Linked DNA regions of Mus musculus: region 2 is linked to region 1. Evidence: chromatin loops called from intact Hi-C (ENCODE). Cell type or tissue: left cerebral cortex. All regions are shown on one strand.

Evidence for each region. A loop is a pair of places that touch in the nucleus more often than their neighbours do. Peaks named below come from ENCODE experiments on the same cell type or tissue, not always from the same donor. Only the 100,000 strongest peaks of a DNase experiment are listed, where the experiment ranks them.
Region 2: a loop joins it to region 1, with 8 times the contacts of the local background. A loop is called at or near these places in 29 of 42 quality-filtered maps.

Annotation. Positions count from the first base shown.
Region 1 is chr1:17,119,515-17,127,514 of GRCm38, reverse strand. It overlaps Gm31982 (a long non-coding RNA gene), which reads left to right and starts at 2,947. Exons shown (of 4, transcript XR_865203.2): 1 at 2,947-3,002. Gm28783 (a long non-coding RNA gene) reads right to left here and starts at 6,918. Exons shown (of 2, transcript XR_373222.2): 1 at 4,236-6,918. In left cerebral cortex, CTCF peaks have their summits at 3,894 (motif pointing right) and 7,318; DNase peaks (open chromatin) are centred at 3,885, 4,464, 6,457 and 7,279; H3K27ac peaks cover 1,207 bases.
Region 2 is chr1:16,794,819-16,802,818 of GRCm38, reverse strand. No RefSeq gene overlaps it. Among named protein-coding and RNA genes, the nearest start is that of Ly96, 110 kb to the right of the region's middle. In left cerebral cortex, a CTCF peak has its summit at 4,302 (motif pointing left); a DNase peak (open chromatin) is centred at 4,306.

The DNA of each region.
Region 1 (8,000 bases):
TGGCTGAGCTGTCAGTAAACCAGGCGTTAACCATTGAGGGGGAGTATTTACCTGACAACCATGTTCCTATTTCTAGGGAGGAGAGGTGTCAAGTGTGATTGGTACCTGGCTTTTGATAATCAGTTCCAGTATTTGCTCCGACACTATTGGTATGGTCCCCTATACAGTCAGGTTTGCTCCTTGAAGGAACTCTGAGAGGTACCATTTCCTTCTATCAGCAGCCCTGCCCTTGCCTCTTCTTGTGCCTTTACCCATTCAAGAATGAGCACGGTGGATTGGAGTACCACCGGGCTCCGTCTTAGGATACTGTGGCACCTGTGGAATGCTTCATAGGCAGTCCATACTGATTTTTCAAAGAGTGAATACTTGGCGTCTGACCAAGGGAGGCATTTGCAATTAAAGCCGATTGGTTTAATCTGTGGTTGTTTAACAAATATATTCCAACTGCCATATCCCTTTATAAAATGATATCTATTATCACTGTGTTATCTGCATTGATATAAATTAAATTACTAAATTGCTTTCTATATTTTAATATAAATTTTACTGCTTCTTCCTGGTGTGGTTCCCAGGAGAAATCAGATGCTTTTTGTACTATGCTGATAATGGTTAGAGCAACAATTGCAGGTATGGTATATGTTGCTTCCAATACCCAGATAAACCTATTAAATACTGGGTTTCTGTCTTATTCTGAGGTCTTGGTAATTTTTTTTAAAGTTGTTAATTACTTCTTGGGGAACAGATGGTCCTCTAGTTGACCAGTGTACTCCAAGGAATTTAACTTCCTCTGCTGGTCCCCTTACTTTGTCTTTATTAATTGTCCATCCTTCATTTGTTAAGTGTGCAATTAAGTCTGCTATTGTTTTATGTATTATTTGTTTGTTGTTTGCTATCAATAGGAGATCATCTACATATGAAAAGATTTTTACTTCTTCTGTTGTGTGGAATGAATCTAAAGCCCAACTCAAAGCATTGTGTGCTATAATTGGCTGGTTTTGTATCCTCGTAGAACTCTAGTAAATTGATATTGCTTCTCTTCCCATGAGAATATGGTGATTTCTCTAGAGTTGGGATGTAGGGGAATGCCAAAGAACATGTCTGCTTCTATATATAGCTCTGTGGTGGCTAACCATTTAGGTGCCACCTGTCTGATACATCTGGTAATTGTCCAGGCATCTACTCTGATAGGTTATTTATGTTCCATAAATCTACCGTGAATCTCCATTTGCCATCCGGTTTCTTTACTGGCTAAATGGGGCTGTTGTAGTTAAAGCTTTGTGTTTGTTCTATAATAGCTTCTTTTAATAACATTTGAATGGTGTCCTTTACTTCCTCTATCCCACCTCTTCATACCTATTGTGGTATGAAAGAGGGTGGCATTTTACGTAGTTCTACCTGTGGGATTTTGACTGTAGCCAATGGTATCTTTGGTATTCTTTTATAATTCAAAAATTTCAGAAATAATTTGTATGTTATAGGTATCCCTATGACATTTTCTGGGGCACTGCACAGAACGAAATCAAGTTCATAGTTTTTATCACATACTTGCAATATTAATATAGTTATGGGGGTTATGACTTTGCCTCCAACTCCCTCTACTTCTATGTAGCCTTTAATCTTGCCTGTATTCAATATCCGTACTTCATCTAGGGCATATATGTTAATTTCACTACCCATGTCCAACAGCCATTTAACTACTTTGGTGGTGCCATCGGAGTATGATGGGTAGTGCTATTCTGGGTTTTAGATGTTGCATCCCTGAGGTTGAAAGAGACATCCTTGTCCTTTCAGGTTGTTCCTGAATGGCAGCATGTTCATGGGTCTCACCCCTACATTTGGCCTTTGGTTGTTGAATCCTGGGTAAGGGGGCCCTCAGCTGTTGGGCCCCCTTTGCCCTAAAAGGGCCTATGAGGAACTTGCCCAAACAAGTGTCTGGTGGGATTCCATGGTTTGCTTGGTCCTGATCTAATTGGGAGGTTGGTATTTCTCCTTCCAAATGCTCTTAGATTTTTAAGCCTTCTCCTCATTTTGTTAAATTTCTTACCTTTTATGGGTAGGGATACTGCCTTCTCTGAGTCTAACTCTCTGTATGATCTTAAGAAGTCTATGGCATCTGCCATAGTTTGGCATTCTTGCAGTGGTCCTGCTAGGCCATCCTGAGAAGTTATGAAGCTCCTTTTAACAGGATTTTCCTAAGCTGGGCCAATATTGGTGCTGCCTGTGGGGCGGGTACCTGATTGTAAATGAAGTAGAGTACTCCTAATTTTCTTGCTAACTGATTGCTTCCTGTGAATTATTCCATTTTGCTGAGGCCTCAAACTTAGTTATATCTAAGGAGGAGAACGCATATCTCCAAGCTGCATTTATCCAATCATGCAGTAGATGATTGGATAAATCTCCTTGGGTACTGTCTAAAATGTGCTCTAGAGCATTGAACATGACAGGATTTTCCACCATGTTCCTAATTTTGCTCATCTCTTGGTCTGATGTTATTGTATCTGCTCCCTTCTCCTACAGTCTTACTATGTAGGGCGCATTTTTCATGTCGTTCTGGGCATAATCCTTTCTAAGTTCTTTAAGTTCCTGTGGGGTATACGCTCTGGTTTCCATTATCATCTCTGTGGGGCCAGCGTGTCTGGAACTCTTACCCGCATCAGAAGCCCGGAGGCTGTCACTGGTAGTTGTTGCGTCCGCCTCGACCAGCAAGGAAAACGCAACCACCAGTTCTTAATGCAGTTTATTCAGACAGCTTCTCTCTTCAACTCCCCGGAGCCTCCAGCCTCAGGTACAAGCGTTTTTTATGCGCTCAAGCCACAACCACGCCTCAACCAATCACTGCAGGTCACATCACCTCACCAGGCAGGCTTGCTCAGCCAATCAGGGATTAAGGGCGAGTCATCCACCAAATATGGGCTTGTTTACTGCCTGGCACAGATTTCTGTCAGGTGCCATCTTAGGGTGCGGCCTGGGCTGGCCAGGGAGTTCGGAATGGCTTCCCACAGGTAGTGACACACTGGTCCTGACTCTAGGGCATTTTTGAAAGGGTTGGAGTCCGTCGTTTTGTGATATTCATGGTTAGCCTTTTGACCATAAGTCAAATCGACTTATCCAAATCGACTATAGTCTTCATGAGTATACTAGGTACTCCTTTTTGTGGTGCTCTATGATAAGTTCCACCTGCTGTACTGCTGTCGATGGGACATCAGTTTTAACTTCCTTGCACTTAGTCTTATTCTTAACTATGTGGTTAGTACCCTGCCAAGCTCTTTCCACCGAGTCAGAGGCTTCTACGTCCTCTAATTTTATCTTTTTCATACCCTTGATGAGCCTTTTTAGTCTGCTCGAGATGTTTATAGCTACGTGGTACAGTGCCTTTATTGTTTTCTTTTTAAAATACCAGGTGATATTACTTCTTAGTGGATTATTCAATAATTCATTAAATAATTTATCTGCCCATCTCACTAGTCTTTTTGCCAGCCACTCCCTCATTCGACTTAGAGGCTTCTACCCTCACCCTCAGCTCTTCCTCCAACCTGGATCCCTTGGGAGCATCAGAGTTGGCTTTGAGGTGATGGGCCCAGGCTCTCCTAGCTCCTTTGGTCTACTTGTCTGCACTATTTACCTGCTCTTCCTCACTTTTTGGATCAGAGTTGGCTTCAAGGCGTCATAAGACGGGCCAGTGTCTGCTGAGTACAGACTAGGCTCCCCACTGGCTATTTGGTCTACTTGTCTGTGCCTATTTACCCACTCTTCCTCATCACCTTTCGGATCAGAGTTGCCTTGGAGACATCATAGACGTTCGACTTCACGGCCAGAGGTTCTCTGCTTCAGACTAGGAGCATAACTAAATTCTACCGCCTGGTAAATGGCCCGCAATTTAAAGCGGAGACACTAGGTGGTGGTATGCAGCTGCTAAATGGCTGTTAGCATGTCCGAATTCTAGCATGTCCGCAAATTAAAGCATGACCTAAACGACTGCTTAAGCGGCTAAGTGAAGGCTGCTAAGCAGGGTCCCAGCTATTTCCCAGCTACCGATTTATGCCAACTGTTGTGAAACTGTCGTGAATCGGGATTAATGACAAGCAAAAAGGAAGTCCCAGACTCAGAGGTTTGGTTATAACAGCTTATTTATTTATAAGTAGCAATAATCAAGTGATGAAATGGGATCACACTCCTACACACACACACACACACACACACACACACACACACACACACACACACGCTTCACTAACCTCCTGTCTGGCTGATGTTGTAGCCTGGCCCAATGATGGAGCATCAGGTAAGGTCCGAGACTTCTCCTTCTTGGATCTTGCTGGAGCTGGGTCCGCATGGAGCGGGCTTGTTCTCATTTGGTGGCAAGCGTTCCAGTGGACTCAATTCTCAGCATCTCTGTTGGCCTCCAGGATTGAGTGAGTGTGTCACAGTGCCAGACCAGGGTTTTTAAGCTAATTTTAACCAATCATAACTAAGGCGTTCACACATTACTTCACAGGGCTTCTACCTTATCATACTCACTCACACACTCTTGGCTTGGTTTCCATGGTTACATGATCATACTCACGCTCACACCATGGTGTCGGCTCAACTCTATCGTGCACTTCAGCTAGACTTTGAAACTTTTTATTTATAAAGTCTAAACTGGGCATGGTGGCATACACTTGCAACCCCAGTACTCATAAAGCAGAGGCAAGAGAATCACTACAACTCCAAGGCCAAATACAAGACCCTATCTCAAAAAAACAAAACAAAACAACAGATGTTATTTCTAAATAAATTTCAGCTATTTATACTTTTCAAAAACACACTTAAAATAATGTGAATCACTATAAAGTATTACAGTTTCTAACAAAAATAGATAACAAGGCAACAAAGAATAAAAATCCCAGGATGCTACTTATAGCTCCTTGTGAGTTCCTTTCTTCATTTTGTGCTTGGTTTAGTAGATTATTATACAAACACCCATGGTGGTTGTATTAATATTCTATAATGTCACTTATGACATGAAGATAAGAGACATCAGGAACATGGAGAAAATCTCTTTCCAATGTGTTCTACTATTGTCATAAAACTAGTAAGATCAGGGTTAGTACACATTCCCTGTGTTGTTTTGATATTAGGAGACCTATTCATAGGTGATTGCAACTGTGAATGTCTCTGAGATATGTCAGATACAATCTTGGGACAGGTGCATTCCATAGGGGTATTTAATGCCTATGTTTTACTTATTTTTTTTCATGCCTATGTTTTAAAATGTACCTTTTATTTAGTTGTTTCCTAAAGTATTTTCCTACTAATTTAAAATGTACTTGTGTATATTTTAAGTATCCTGACCTCATAACTACACAACACCAGGAATGTGCCTATGTCTTACTATTTCCCAGTAAGTGACTTAGAGACTCTTCTTGGGCACTCTTATCATTTCCCTTTTTATATTTAAGGGGATCTTTCCCGAGATGGAAGATCATTTAGTACATGCCTCTGCAATTCAAATTTAGAGTATTCGATAATACACCAGAATTTATTTTGCAAATATCTTTGGTATTCTTTTTTGTTGCTAAATAGAAGGTGGGGAGCTAAATTTGTGTCTTCACTGTCTCTAGGCATATGAGAAAGGGGCTTAAAAATTCAGAAACATAGCTTTAGAGAAAGTGCTAATGTTGTGAGCATTGCTTGATTTTGCTTCGTGAATATAAAAATAGGAAAGGAGGAGACTGTGTAGATTCTGGGCATCAAATAGTCATCTCTGTCCCTTTGGCATGAACTTCAACTCACTGGCAGGATTTTTTCTTAGCCACCTTATGTCACAAGGGCTGTTGACAGAATAAACACAGGAGCTAGTGCTATAAAAACCTGTTCCGCTCACCTTGTGGGTCTTAGTAAGATCCCACAGAGCTAAGCTAACCAGGATACCAAAATACAGAGCTGAATTTCATGATGAGTCTGTATCCAAAGCACTTTTCCTTAATTTTTAACTATGATATTTTTCAAGTCAACAACAATATTGTGATCTATAGACAAGAGATGGACATAAATAATGCTCAGCTTGTAACCGAGACACATGACAGTCCAGGGTTGAGCCTTTGCCTACTGCGGCTTTGTAAGAGAAATAGGTGTCATGTGGTCAAGGGGAGCCTGCTTCCAGAACTTCCCTGTGAAGAGAGGTTTGAGAGATCGGTGAACCACAAAGATCACACTGAGAAGGAGCTTGGCTTTCTCATTTCAGAGCAGAGCTGTTTAACAGAAAAAGAGAAGAGGTCCGATTCAGGTGATGCTTTGGTTTTGGAGGCACATGGTGAGAACTGGCTGCCTGGGTTAGCCTGAAAGCTGCAGCCTACGACTCCTGCTATGTGCAGGCTATAAAGATGCCTCGTCTTGATAATTTCAAGTAGCAGAAGAAAGTAAAGATGATAAAACCACAGCCACATATGGCCAAGCTGCGAGTGAAAGCAGAACAGTTATGAACATGGGTGCACAAGTTAAAGTAAGCAGGTCCCAGAAATAGCTGGTGCTGGCTGAGAAAGAAAGACAAGGAGCTGCCAAAGAAGAGGGCCATGTTCTTCTTGGACCTTCCAGAGCAAAGATGCTGATTCTGTTCAATCAGTGGCTGAAATCCAATGGGCTTTCTTTAAATAACTGATGACCAACAAGAGCCCTCATTTCCACCTTCTCCGTTACGTATGCACCTTGATGGCTGGGGCAGCTGTGGATAACATCAAGTTCTCAGACCAATGTGTAGGGAAGCTTTGGACTCAGCTTTCAAGAGCCCTGAGCCAGCTATCCCAAAAGTCAATTCAGCCACATAAGTAGCCGAGGATGGCCTTGTCAGACACCAATGGGAGGAAAAGCACTTAGTCCTGGGAAGACTCAGTGCCCCAATGTAGGGGAATGCCAGGGTGGGAATGCAGGAGTGGGTGGGTGGGGGAGCATTGTCATAGAAGCAGGGAGAGGGAGGTTTCCCAAGGGGAAACTAGGAAAGGGGATAACATTTGAAAAGCAAACAAATAAAACATCCATTTTTTTTTTAAAGTCAATTCAGAGTGTCCCCCTGGGGCCAGAAGGGTGCTGGAATCTCCTCTAGAGATTCTGTGGTGGGCTCTGTGCTCTGAGCTCTCTTTTCTTTGCTGAGTCACAGCTCAGAAAGCAAACATCCAAGGAGGCATCGACTTTTGTGCATGATTCTGACAAAGTCGTCTCAGCCAAGCAGGCCTGTTGGGTGTGTAAATGCGATCCGGCCTGCCTTTCCAGCCTCAGCAGCAGAACTGCATGCCCATATTTATTGCTGTTGCTATTCTAAGGGCTGGATGACGTTTTTCTCCCCTTGTGGCTGAGCACTGCCCGTTCATCTTTCACCACTCCCTCCAAGTCTACAGGGATAAACCCAGAGATACAAATAGATTCTATCAAGAGGAAAGCTAAAATGAAACATTCCTAAGCTTTTCCAGACAAATGCGCATTGTGCAATCAAATCTTTCAGTAATGCCACCCTGCTTTAGAATGTGTGCTGTTAGCACCCCACTACTACCCTAAACAAGGATTTTCAAAGAGGAGTGGAAACACAGCAAAGGGTGGAAAAACAATTCCATTGGTCATCTCAGCTTGGCTGAAGAGGAAACAACTCCATTGCTCATCATGGCAAATGTTGACTTTTGCACTGTTGGGTTCTGGGAATGTTCACATGTTGCCAGAAGGCTTCAAGATTTTCCATTCACCTATGTGCAACCTCAGTCTCTCCACTCTTCCAATGACATTCCTATGATGTGAAGGGAGCAACCAATAAGCTACAAACACCCTAATTAAGGGTACAAGGGTACAGGGTACAGGGAAATGGCTCCTGGGGAGTAACTGTATACATGTTTCCTAAATAAAAAACTTAGACACATAAATAACCAATTACAAAATGCATTGGGTGATACACCAGAGAAGAGAGATTCTGATTTAACTACTAACTGCTCTTCATTACCACCTGGAAAAATCTTTCATCACCCTTAAGCCTCCAT
Region 2 (8,000 bases), 320 kb after region 1:
TCCATCCCATAATCAGCCACCAAACCCAGACACTATTGCATATGCCAGCAAGATTTTGCTGAGGTGACCCTGGTATAGATTCTCATATGAGGCTATGCCAGTGCCTGGCAAATACAGAACTGGATGCTCACAGACATCTATTGGATGGAACACAGGGCCCCTAATGGAGAAGCTAGAGAAAGCACACAAGGAGCTGAAGGGGTTTGCAACCCTATAGGTGGAACAACAGTATGAACTAACTAGTACCCCGAGAGCTCGTGTCTCTAGTTGCATATGTAGCAGATGATGGCCTAGTTGGCCATCACTGGGAATTGAGGCCCCTTGGTATTGCACACTTTATATGCCCCAGTACAGGGGAATGCCAGGGCCAAGAATTGGGAATGGGTGGGTAGGGGAGCAGGGTGGGGGGAGGGTATAGGGAACTGTCAGGATAGCATTTGAAATGTATATAAAACACATGAAACTGAAGAAGAACGAAGACCAAAGTGTGGACACTTTGCTCCTTCTAAGAATTGGAAACAATCACCCACAGAAGGAGTTACAGAGACAAAGTTTGGACCTGAGACAAAAGGATGGACCATCTAGAGACTGCCATATCCAGGGATCCATCCCATAATTAGCCTTCAAACGATGACACCATTGCATACACTAGCAAGCCTTTGTTGCAAGGACCGTGATATAGCTGTCCCTTGTGAGACTAGGCCGGGGCCTAGCAAACACAGAAGTGGATGCTCACAGTCAACTATTGGATGGATCACAGGGCCCCCAATGGAGGAGCTAGAGAAAGTATCCAAGGAGCTAAAGAGATCTGCAACCCTATCGGTGGAACAACATTATGAACTAACCAGTACCCCAGAGCTCTTGACTCTAGCTGCATATGTATCAAAAGATGGCCTAGTCGGCCATCACTGGAAAGAGAGGCCCATTGGTCAGGCAAACTTTATATGCCCCAGTACAGGGGAACACCAGGGCCAAAAAATGGGAATGGGTGGGTAGGGGAGTGGGGGGGGGTGTGGGGGGGACTTTTGGGATAGCATTGGAAATGTAATTGAGGAACATACGTAATAAAAAAATTTTTTAAGTATCTAATAAAAAAAACCAGAATTTGTTTAATGTAAAATGGCCTTAAATGTTATTACAGATTTAATAGAAGTTAGTTGAGAATAAATACAACAAAATACTGTCAAAGAATTCTTTCTTTACTCTAAGTGTGTTATATATCTTTTTTTATCAGAATGCTTATTAAAAATATAGACTGATGCTTAAATTTCACTCTGGGTGCATGCTGACTTCCAAACAGATTCTTCACAATACACTTTGTACAGGAGCTGTAAAAAGAAATGACCACTGAGATGATACCATTTCAACATTATTTACAATTCTATCAACACTCACAGAGGTGGATATCATGGGCCTAACACCTCAAGACATTGTTTTGCACTTCCATAATTGTTTTATATTTGAGCTATGGAGATCACTTTTCAAAGCCCAACTTGTTCTTAACAAGTAGAGTTTTTACATCCATTTATTGAGTCTTTCCGTTTTCTAGACCAATTCATCTGCAGACAGGAGGAGAAACTGTCACCACATTCTTCATGTCATATATCCATGTGACTCTCAATCCTCATATGCTGTGCTGTCCCTAAGATATATGGAGTGACTCACAGCAAGGCCTCGGAGATGAGGAAGTTCGAAATGGAGGAGACCACATCCTTACATGTCTTCTGCTTCATCTCCTGGGGTTCATCTTCGGTGTGAAACTCTTGAACCAGAACCTTGCAGCTCTGCCTCCAAAGCTTGCAGGCATGGCACCCTGCTCACCTAGTGTCTTAAGAAAGTGGATGCTCACAGTCATCTACTGGATGGAACACAGGGCCCCCAATGGAGGAACTAGAGAAAGTACCCAAGGAGCTGAAGGGATCTGCAACCCTATAGGTGGAATAACAATATGAACTAACCAGTACCCCCAGAGCTCGTGTCTCTAGCTGCATATGTAGCAGAAGATGGCCTAGTTGGCCATCATTGGGAAGAGAGGCCCCTTGGTCTTGCAAACTTTATATGCCCCAGTATAGGGGAACACCAAGGCCAAGAAGTGGGAGTGTGTGGGTAGGGGAGCAGGGTAGGGGGAGGGTATAGGAGATTTTTGGGATAGCATTTGGAATGTAGATGAAGAAAATATCTAATAAAAATTGAAAAAAAAAGAAAGCTATTATACAAAAGCCTATTGTTATGTATATTCATTCACTTGATGACTGGTGATTCATTAAATGTATACTAATTAGTACCTCCATATACTGGAGAACGAGTTTCACAATACAATTATAGAGAGACTAGAGTGACCCAGAACCTGCCCTCTGAGGCGTGCAGCTTTTCTAGAATCTGTCTCGTTGCCTCTACCAGGAACAGTTTGGTCAAAGCCGTGTATGCTTGCCTGAGCCCTTCCAACAAATCTGCTCTTGATGTGATGTCTCCAAGCCTCTGGTCACCAGAAGCAGCTCTTTACTTAACGTGAGATCTGGGCCTTCTTCTGTTATAAATTCTCATCTGGGGCCAAAGCCAACGTCCTCATTTTTAGGATCTGGCCTCCCTCTCCTCATCCATCCTCTCAGCTCCAGATCCCTCCTGCCAACCACACCACCTTCAAACAGAAACCACAGGACCTTTGTACTGGCCACCAACTCCGCCTTGATGATCACCCCTCAAACCCCTCACTCCCTTTTCTCCTATTTTATCCATGTGGCCTTTCCTAACAACCTCGAGCAAAATCTCAAGCCTCTCTGTCCCACATTGGAACCATATCCTTATCCTCCCTGCTTTGTTCCCCTTCCTCAAGATCACTTGCCACCATCGGGCAGGCACGCTGTAAGCAGGAGTTCGCGTCCATGCATGTTGTCCTACTGAATGGAGTGCAAGCCCCATGAAAAGCAGGGACTTCATTCTGTTTTCTCTGTAATTGCCAGAGCCTAAAACAGCACGTACCACCCATCTGTCAGATAAAATCTCACTTCTATCAAGTGTCTTCTCACTCTTTGGGATCCTGGTTCCTGATATGGGAAGCCCTTGTATTAAATCCATAGTCTAGGAAAAAGAAGAGCCTATCCCATGAAATTTGGGACAGGGCTGGCTTCACAAGCTCAGAAGCATCCTGTACTTAGTTTGATGCTATCAGTTACTGGTTAGATACAATTTTCAAAACATAAGAAAATCAAGAAGAAGGAAGACCAAAGTGTGGATACTTCATTCCTCCTTAGAATAGGGAACAAAACACCCATGGAAGGAGTTACAGAGACAAAGTTTGGAGCTAAGACAAAAGGATGGACCATCCAGAGACTACCCTACCCGGGGATCCATCCCATAATCAGCCACCAAACCCAGACACTATTGCATATACCAGCAAGATTTTGCTGAAAGGACCCTGATATAGCTGTCTTGAGTGAGGCTATGCCAGTGCCTGGCAAGTACAGAAGTGGACGCTCACAGTCACCTATAGGATGGAACACAGGGCCCCCAGTGGAGGAGCTAGAGAAAGTACCCAAGGAGCTGAAGGGGTCTGCAACCCTATAGGTGAAACAACAATATGAACTAACCAGTACCCCCAGAGCTCATGTCTCTAGCTGCATCTGTAGCAGAAGATGGCCTAGTCGGCCATCATTGGGAAGAAAGGCCCCTTGGTCTTGCAAACTTTATATGCACCAGTACAGGGGAACGCCAGGGCCAAGAAGTGGGTAGGGGAGCAGGGCAGGGGGAAGGTATAGGGAAGTTGCAGGATAACATTTGAAATGTAAATAAAGAAAATATCTAATAAAAAAAGTTACTAGTTTTAAACTCTTAATAATTTGGCAGTAAAGGGTATTCCTCTTGTTCTTGGCCCTATAAATATGATGTAGCTGGAACTGGTTTGACACTTTGAAGTTAGATATCCCCTGAGTGTGAGTGAGAGTCCCCTGAGATGACAAAGGATGTTCAGTCTTCAAGATGCGCAACCACCCTAACAAGTCTCAGCAGCTATCCCATCACCGTCATTTAAGGAATGGAGCACGTGAACTATGCTATTCCCATCATGGTAGGAAATCTTCAGATTTAATAACCCTTTAGTTTCAAAACTAACTCCTCTAGATTAGCTTCCATTTTAAATAGCCAGGCAGGTTCCACACCAGTAAGAGCGGGGGAGATGTTCTGAGATTTGACCTTAAATATTAATGGAGAAATAATAGAGGGGGGCTGAGCCAGGAAAGGGGATGCTCAGGAGTGCTGGCACAAAGCAAAAAGCAGAGCTGAAACAAGGAACCTCTGCTGCCCTCTGCTGGCTCCTGACCAAAGTGCCCTGTGTGTGCAGTACTGGCCAGATGGAGTGGACAGTCAGAAAAATCAGGAAGTTGCAGTTAAGTAACAGTTTCAGTCCTACTCCACCTAACACAGTAAGCTACGAACCAGTGTGGTGCGGCTACTCCACCTAACACAGTAAGCTACGAACCAGTGTGGTGCGGCTACTCCACCTAACACAGTAAGCTACGAACCAGTGTGGTGCGGTGTCTTCGGGAATCCGAGGAAAAGCCTGACGTAGAAGAGTTTTACTAAAGGTTCATTTGAATTTTGTATTCCCTTTTGTTTGTTATTTTTTGTGTCTAATGAGGAGCTTGTCTGTCTGTCTGTCCTAAGAGAGGGTCTTATACCTCGAGCTGCCTGGGGCTTGCTATGTAGCCCAGGCTGGCTTCAAATTGACAATCATCCTACCATAGCCTAAGTGCTGAGACTGTAGGCATGCACCACCATGCACAGCCTGAATTTGTTCTCGAAAACAAAGATTCAAATGAAGAAGAGAAGGAAGACCAGAACCAAAACTAGAAGTAGAAGGAGATGTTTTCAGAGGAACAAGAACAGGCACACAGAGAGGAAGCTGAGGCCACCTAATATTTCAAATACTAAGCTCTGCCTACGTCTACATAAAGCAATCAATACCTCCTTGCAGGCAACGAATAATAGCAACATCCAAAGAATGAGGACTTTGGGGTTAGACATTTAACTCAGGAAGCCTCCTTTTTCACATCTCTGTGGAATGGAAAGTATCCAGGCCAAATGCAACCCAACCCCCTCCCTCACCCTCACCCCCACCCCAGCCCCTGCCCCAGGGGCAGCAGTAATACAATTGAGGACCTTCTAGACAACAGTTCACCTTAGCACCCATGAGTTTGTAAAGCAGCCCTGTCTAGACCACACCAAGACTCGTGACATCTAGACAGGGCATAGCCCCCAAAGTAGAGAATGTGTTTGATCCCAGCACTAAAAAAGCAAATGGATCCTCAAGCGCAAAATCCATGGAGTGGGAAGGACTTGGGGATTCCCTGAGCAGTGCCCATTCTGAATGGCCTACTGCAAGCCATTAGGATACATACTTGTAATAAAGAATGTCCAGGTCACTAGCTCACTGGCCACCAGTCTAACCAGTTGGTGAGTTCCAAATTCAGTGAGAGATTGTCTCAGAAAAGAATAATAGAGGAGACTGTGGTAGTTTGAAAAAGAATGGCCCCCATAGGCTCATATATTCGATTGTTTGCTCATCAGGGAGTATACTACTTGAAAGTGATTAGGAGTTGTAGCCCTGTTGAAGAAGGTGTGGCCTAGTTAGAGAAAGTGTGCCACTAGGGGATTGGGGGAAGATGTGGGCTTTGAAGTTTCAAAAGCCCAAGTCAGGCCCAGTGGCTTTCTCTTTCATACTGCCTATAGATCCAGATGTAGAACTCTCAGCTACTTCTCCAACACCATGTCTACCTTTGTGCAGTCATCCCCACCATGATGATAATGGACTAAACTTTTGAAAATGTAAGCCAGCTCCAATTAAATGCTTTCTTTTATAAGGTTTGTCAGTGTTACTAACATGATGTCATAAACTTCATTTTAGGACCAGGCCTGACTTCAAAAGGAAAATCATCCATTCCAGGAACTGACCATAAATGCCACTCCCAACCCCCCCAGTTCCAGCTCCAGAAACAGACCATAAATTCTAGGGACAAGACCATAAAATCCCCCACCCAAAAAAAAAAAAGAAAAGAAAAAAAGAAAAAAGCCTGAAGATAACCACAAGAATGGTAAACTATCTTATCTCAGGATGACCCATCTGTGCTGGACAGCCTTATATGGTTTAGGTATTTCATCCTGTGATTAAACACCCATGACACAGGAATGCTGTTCATTGACCACCTGGACACAAGCCATGTAAACTGACCCATGTAACATCTCTGGCTTCCACCAATAAAGTTTTAGATTACCTAACCCTAGCTAAAATCCTCCTGCTCCCTATAAAAAGACCTGCATGCTTTTGTCTTCACCACTTTTGTAAGTGTCTAACCGCTGCATGCAGGGTTCTTGCTTTCACAAAATAAAAACACTCTTGCCAATTGCATGTGTGAGTGGTGGTGTCTGTGCAGCACTTTCATATTTAACAGTTACTGTGTCTCCTTACAGAAATCAAACAGTGACTGAGACAGAAAGCAACCACAGAAGACCCCCAACTTCTGGCCTTTACATGCATGCGCGCGTGTGCACATGTGTACAAACACACACACACACAGTCTACAAAAGAGACTTAAAGGCTATTTCTGCTAAAAATCCTGCTAAAAGTACTAACTCTTCATTTGGGCCTATAGATGCCTTCTTGGTAACTAAAATGAGGAATAAGCTTGACATTCTACCTTCATTTAGTATTCATCTGCTTGTATGTATAGCCTTATAAATTCACATGAGATTCCTGACTCACTCTCAAAGCCCAAGGATAGGCCCATATCCTACTGTCAACCATTTAAAGGAGAGTCATTTGAAGCTGCCAATATACTATCTACCTTCATGGTTGAAGACACCAAGATTAGAGTAACTAAGATGTTATCAACTACCAGCTTTTACATCCTGTTCTGCACTCCTACAGGTGGCACCGAGAAGTCCACTGTCATTACCTCTTCCAGGAGCTGACCAGTCTTCTAAACAGGTCTCTCCAAAACGATACTGTTCTCCTAATCAGGAGTAACCATCTGATAGGATCAAGGGGCAGTAGGTAACACCCTGTCAAGTGATTATGGCCCTTAACTGTGGGTATCAGAAGGAGATGCCCCTCTAACCGCCAAGTAGCAACAATTTTTGGCACTGATAAAACCATGTGGCCAGAATTGAGATCACGACCAACCAGATCACTGTTTGACAAGACTCCTTGACTGTACTTCTTGTCCCCCCCCTATAAAGTCTAGAGTTCAGTACTGGAGAGATGATCCATGGGTTAAGAATGCTTGCTACTCTTCTAGATGGCCTGAATGTGGTTCCCAGCACCCACATTGTGCAGCTCTCAACTGCCTGAAACTTTCAGCTTCAGGGGAACTGACAGTCTTTGTGTGTCACACACAAACACACACATAAATGTCGGGTGATTTTTTCTGTGTTCTGTGTAAAGATTGTATTATTCAAATGCTGATTTCTGTACTGACAGAGATCTAACTACCTACCTAGCTTTGGTATTGTTATTTTTATGAAGCATCACTTGTCTCAGAGTTCTGTAATCATAGTCTCCATCACCATTTTATTGGTCAATAGAGAGCTGAACAGCCTATAACAAAGAAGGAAAGGACAAGTGAGACTTCCATGCAGAGTTAGGAACTCTGGGAAAGAGTCAAAGGCAGGTGATTTGCCACCAGACATGAAGGAAGAAGCAGTTGCCCATACTCAGGAGTTAATCAGAATGCAGAATGCAGATTAGTCTAAATGGTAAAATTTTAAGTATAAGAGTCAATTGAGAAAAAGCCTAAGCTACAGACAAGCATTCAAAATTAATAGGTATCTATGTCATTACTTGTGTGGCTAGTAGGTCTAAGACAAGCTGGTAGTACACAAATAAATAAAATAAAATAAAATAAAAATTTTAATTACTTTTTTAATTGCACAAGGATCACCGCCACACATGATAGCCTGTGTGCTGCTCTGAATTCACAGCTAACATCCACCTCATCCTCCAAGTTGCT